2 separate regions of the Homo sapiens genome follow, and region 1 is linked to region 2. Evidence: read pairs that join two places in POLR2A ChIA-PET (ENCODE). Cell type or tissue: HepG2. All regions are shown on one strand. Each heading gives the region's core, and the rest is flanking DNA. Links, peaks and the distances in the headings are about the cores only.

What was found. Peaks named below come from ENCODE experiments on the same cell type or tissue, not always from the same donor. Only the 100,000 strongest peaks of a DNase experiment are listed, where the experiment ranks them.
Region 1: POLR2A ChIA-PET joins it to region 2 with 10 read pairs; 2 of 35 experiments call an interaction of 5 or more read pairs at or near these places.

The regions. Positions count from the first base shown.
Region 1 is chr20:10,462,446-10,465,366 of GRCh38, forward strand. The region is part of intron 2 of SLX4IP (SLX4 interacting protein); the gene reads left to right. Among named protein-coding and RNA genes, the nearest start is that of SLX4IP, 29 kb to the left of the region's middle. In HepG2, for the core only: no CTCF peak of the experiment used is centred there; a DNase peak (open chromatin) is centred at 1,296.
Region 2 is chr20:10,380,624-10,383,544 of GRCh38, forward strand. No RefSeq gene overlaps it. Among named protein-coding and RNA genes, the nearest start is that of MKKS, 52 kb to the right of the region's middle. In HepG2, for the core only: a CTCF peak has its summit at 1,073 (motif pointing left); a DNase peak (open chromatin) is centred at 1,079.

The DNA of each region.
Region 1 (2,921 bases), core at 136-2,635, 82 kb after region 2:
ACAGAGAATCAAGAATCAGAACACCCTTCTCAACAGCAATAACTAGGAGACAGTAGAACAATACCTTTAATATTTTAGGAAAAATGGTTTCCAACCAAGAATTCCCTTTACAGCCCAACTTTCAGTCACATGGTAGAATAGAGACATTTATTTTTAGGATGCAGAATGTAGAAAACACTTCCCTTCTGATGCACACTGTTTTAGAAAGGATGTGGTCTTCCAAAATAGGGGAATAAACAGAGAAAGAATCAGATATGGGATCCAGGAAATAGGGAACCAGTCAGATGAGGGCCTAACCAAATTCCTTGATGATTACTGTGTATTTTGCCTAGAAAGTGTAAGGGTGGAAAGGGTATGATCCTTTCTTCCCCATCATGGAGGGTCACAGTCAGCACTCCTGTAACAAAAGAATAAGTTAACTAAGGAAAGCATAACAAATTTATTATGTGCACACAAGTGCATGGGAGTCATACAAAATATGAACACTCAAAAGCTGGATGTGATGGCATATGCCTGTAGTCCCAGCCATTTGGGGAGGCTGAGGCAGAAGATTTGCTTGAGCCCAGGAGTTTGAGTTCAGCCTGGGCAACATAGAGAGACCCTGTCTCTAAAAACAACAACAACAAGAAAAGAAAACCCAAAGAGCCAGACGGTTGACCCTTAATACCCTCTTCGTTGGGGAGAGGGAACTGGGAGATATAGGGGTAACTGATTTTTAGGGGAAATGAATGGACTCGAGAGACAGAAATTAACTTGTAAATGATTCTCTTTAGAATTTGAATGAGCCGAGAAGCAGATAATACCTAGTTGAAATGCCTGTCCACTGTGTGGTTGCATTCTTTAGTCTTCTCTGCTATAGATAATTTCAGGGAATATGGAAGGCAATTGTGTTCCTCTTTGGGTATCCAGTTTCTGGGCAGATAATAGAGCTTCAGCGGAGAGCCTCATCTTGTGCTTTGGGAGAGATAACGGATTGAGAGGAGGAGGGGAGGAGGTCAGAGAGACCTTGCTGCTGCTTTTTTAGTTTAGCATGTCAAAGTGTTATATTTCTGGGTATTGGTTTCTGAACTGCAACCAAAGTAACCAGTCCTATTGGAAGAAGACAGAGGGTTCCATGAAAGATTTCTTCAACAAAAAATGAAATGAATAAAATACATCATGTATTTAAATGCATTGAGAAGAGATTTTTTTAGGCCTGTCAGGTAGCATGGGAATGATTTAGTCATAGGAATATAGAAAACTAAACAAAAGAAAAATGATGCAACCCTCAGTTCTCAGTAAACAAAAGATTGTGCAAGATAGGAAATTAAGCATAGTATACTACGTGGCTCAACTTTTTGTTCTTCTTGTTATAGAGATGGGGTCTTGCCCTGTTGCTCAGGCTGGAATGCAGTGGCACAGTCATAACTCACTGCGGCCTTGAACTCCTAGGCTCAAGTGATCCTCCTGCATGGTTCAGCTTTGAACAGAGGTTACATTTCATAATATTGTGAACTCCAAGTTTTGGAAGGCTGGGGAAGGAAACATGTGGGAGGGCAGGTATAAGGATTAAGTCTTCATTTTCCACATAAAGTATATAAAACTGAAATAATAAGACATTCGTAGGATAAACATAGTGTTTAGAAATATGTTGGCAAATTACCAGATCAAAAAGCTAAGTTTCAGTGTGGTTGCCCATGGTGAGTGAGAGTTGGAGTGAGAGAGGGGGCTGGATGAGGCAGAAGAGGCCATTTTGTTTTTTTGTTTGTTTGTTTGTTTGAAAGATGGGGTCTCCTTATGCTGCCCAGTCTGATCTTGAACTACTGGGCTCAAACAATCCTCCTGCCTCAGCCTCCTGAGTAGCTGGGACTACAGATGTGCACCACTACACCCAGCTTGAGACCTCACTTTGATATGTCGTTTTAATATGTGTCTATGCATTAATATAAAAATTAAGTGCATAAATAAAATGTAGGCTGCGTACAGTGGTTCACATCTGTAATCCCTGCATTTTGGAAGGCCCAGGAGGGAGGATCACTTGAGGCCAGGAGTTAGAGACCAGCAGCCTGAGTAACATAGTGAGACCCCATCTCTAAATTAAAAACAATAATAATAAATAACATTTAAAAGGAATTAATTAACTTATGCAAATTTTTCACATAGATGCAGCCACTTTTGACTGGGTTGAAAAGTACTTGGTTAGAGCAGGGTTTCAAAGTAACAGAAAAATTGATGAACACCAAATAGTTTGACACTTCATCTGGGTTGTTTATTCTAAGACTGCCCTTGGAATGGCATTAATTATTCATGCAAACGACTTACCCATCTGACCTTCCTGCATATGAATACTTTTTTTTTGTTTTTAAGGGCTGTGGTTCTGGCCTTGAATTCTTTTTTTTAATCACTATTTTTTAGAGACAGGATCTCGTTATGTTGCACAGGCTGAACATGAACTCCTGGGCTCAAACTGTCCTCCCGACTTGGCCTCCTACGTAGCTGGGACTACAGGCGGCACTGCCACCGCACAGCTGGCTCTTGAACTCTTTCAAGAGTTGAAGACTCTTCTGAGGCCAGACTTCCAGGAAATGGCAGTAGTGCATGAGATGTAGGAATCCTTGGAAGTATAACTTTCAGGGTCTATAGACTTCTGGGCTACTGCAGCTTCTAGCAGGGAGGTATGTCCTGTACTTCAGTGAGTGACTCTTATTTTAACTGAAAGAAGTGGTAGCAGCAGGCGCATCTCCCCAAGGCTTCATAGCAATCTTAAACCCAAGCTTTGCACCCACCCCAGTGTTTTAAAATTTCCAAAATAATAAACTCTTTAGGGTAGGGAAAAGATCTAGACCAGAGATCTGCAAATTACAGCCCACATGCCAGCTGCTTGTTTTTGTAAATAATGTTTTACCGGAATCCAGCCACTCCCACTTGTTTACATATCATCC
Region 2 (2,921 bases), core at 135-2,634:
TTCTAGTACTAAATCATAGGACTTGGATAAATTACTACTGTTGTCTTGTGAAAGCAAAATATTTTACACTTTTCAAATATATACAGGAATAGAGGATAGAGTATAATGAGCCCTCAGGTACCACTCATGCAGTATCAACATTTATAGCTGATCTTGTTTTTTCCACAACCCACATAAATCCTCATTCCCCTCACTAGATGATTTAAAGCAAATCCCAAACATATTTCATTTGCAAAAACTTCAGTACACACACACACACACACACACACACACACACACCTTTTAAAGACCACAATACCATTACTAATATTAATTGATGAAAATAATTTAATATTATCAAATAGTGAATCTACTATCATTTTCCTCATTGTCTCATGTTTTTTTGTTGTTTAATTTTTTATTCAGGATCCAGAGACTATATGTTGCATTTGATTACTGTATCTCTTGAGTCTCTTTTAATCAGTAGACTTCCCACCCTGTCTATCTTTTCTCCCAACAAAAAGAAACAGGCAGAAAAATTAAAATGAGCTGGGCGCAGTGACTCAATCCTGTAATCTCAGCACTTTGGAAGGTGGAGCGGATCACCTGAGGTCAGGAGTTCGAGACCAGCCTGGCCAACATGGCAAAACCCTGTGTCTACTAGAAATACAAGAATTAGCCAGGTGTGGTGGCAGGCACCTGTAATCCCAGCTACTCGAGAGGCTGAGGCAGGAGAATCGCTTGAACCCGGGAGGTGGAGGTTGCCTTTAGCCGAGATCTCTGAGCCAAGCCTGGGAGACAGAGCAAGATTCCTTCTCAAAAAAAAAAGTAACAAGTTGACTTTAGTACTATAATTCTATTAGGATTCACATTTACTATTGTGCAAATACAGTTTCTTCACAGAATTGAAAAACTAGTATTTCCATCAAACTCTATGTCCCACCAGAAGTCCACTCTGAAATGGAATTATATCACTATCCCATTAATAAATTGTTCTATCAGCAAATATTTATTGAGGGCTTACTATGTTCGACACTGTGCTCAGCACATTACACTAATTATTTCACTCAATTCCCACAGCACCCTCATGTGGTAGCTATTCCCATTTTACAGATGATAAAACGGAGGCACATAGAAGTTAGGTAATTTGTCCAGTGTCAATCATTAGGAATTGAGAGAATTGGGGCTGAAATGAAGTTTATTTAACATCAAATCCATGCTTTTTTTTTTTTTTTTTTTTTTGAGACAGGTTCTCCATCTGCTGCCCAGGCTGGAGTGCAGTGGCGCAATCATGGCTCACTATAGCCAAAACCTCCTGGGCTCAAGTGATCTTCCTGCCTCAGCCTCCCAAGTAGCTGGGACTACAGTCGTGCACCACCACACCTGGCTAACTTTTGTATTTTTTGTGGAGATGGAGTCTCACTGTGTTACACAGGCCAGTTCTGAACTCCTGAACGCAAGGGACCTGCCCGCCTTGGCCTCCCGAAGTGTTTGGATTACAGGCCTGAGCCACTAAGCCCCGCCTGTTAAATCCATGCTCTTAATGATAACATTGTTCTGGGAGCCTAAGCATTTAGAAAATACTCCAGTATTAGAGAGTAAGGGGATGCCACCATTCAGATCTGACTGCTGTTTTTTTCAGTAATGTTTCCCTTATGAGGGAGGCAGAAAAGTTAAATGACATGAGTGACAGCATCCAGTAGCTGATAAGCAGCAGAGCCAAGTCTTCTCACTCTAGGCTCTTGTTTCCACCATGTAAAATTATAATAAAGATTTGGGGTTTTTTTATTTCTTAAATTTTCGATCATCTTTTAAAGTATTTCTTATTCTTGGAAGCTGCAGAAGTAAAACAATATTCAAATAAGTAAAATTGTTCAGTGATTATTTTATATGAATTCTTTGAGCTGGAAGTGTTTTTAGACATTTTAGCACCACTAGTTTGAAACAAAATCATCTTTTAAAGGTGAGTTCAACAGGAAAGGCAGCTGACCCAAAAGGGTGAATTACTCAGAGTTATAGCTTTAGGCCTTAAGTTAGCATTGTTAGTCCTTGTAGAAGTTTGGTATATATTGGGCCAGGGGCCATGGCTTACGCCTCTAATCCCAGCACTTTGGGAGGCCGAAGCAGGCAGATCACTTGAGGTCAAGACTTCAATACCAGCCTGGCCAACATGGTGAAACCCCGTCTCTACTGAGATTACAAAAATTAACTGGGTGTGGTGGTGTATGCCTGTAATCCCAGCTACTCGGGAGGCTGAGACTGGAGAATTGCTTGAACCCAGGAGGTGGAGGTTGCAGTGAGCTGAGATCGTGCCATTGCACTCCAGCCTGGGTGACAAAGTGAGACTCTGTTTCAGGAAAAAAAAAAAAAAAAAAGTTTGGTGTATATTTTTTCTAAACTGGGCAAGGCAATTACTGTTCACCTCTAAGACTCAGCCCAAATACTATTTCCTGGGCGACCTTGCTTTGACTGACCCTTTTTTGCCCAGATAGAATCAGTTACAACCTCACATTCTTTCTCCTGGCAGCTTGAACATGCATGTAACCCACAGCTTCACCACAGCACTTATCACATGGTACTGTGCCAGATGTTAAAGTGTCTGCCCGTGACCCCCACCAGGCTGATCGTTTTTTGAAAGCTACCTTTTTTGCTCTTTTATCATCTGTCCCCCATGTGCAATGCACAGGAGGTACTAAATAGTTTCTGAATGAATGAAATAAATACAACGAGTCCTTGCTTCAGTATTCATGTAATGGTCCTAATCTCTATAATACAAGGGCAAGGAGTATGTACAGTTGGGATGGAGTGGAGAGAGAAGTGAACAAACTCAGGTCCCTATCTATGAGGCAACATAGTCTGACAATTGCTGCAAACCAGACCAAACACAGGCAAAGATGTGGGAGACAGGAATGGGTAGTTACTGCTTGTATTAGCCTGTTCTC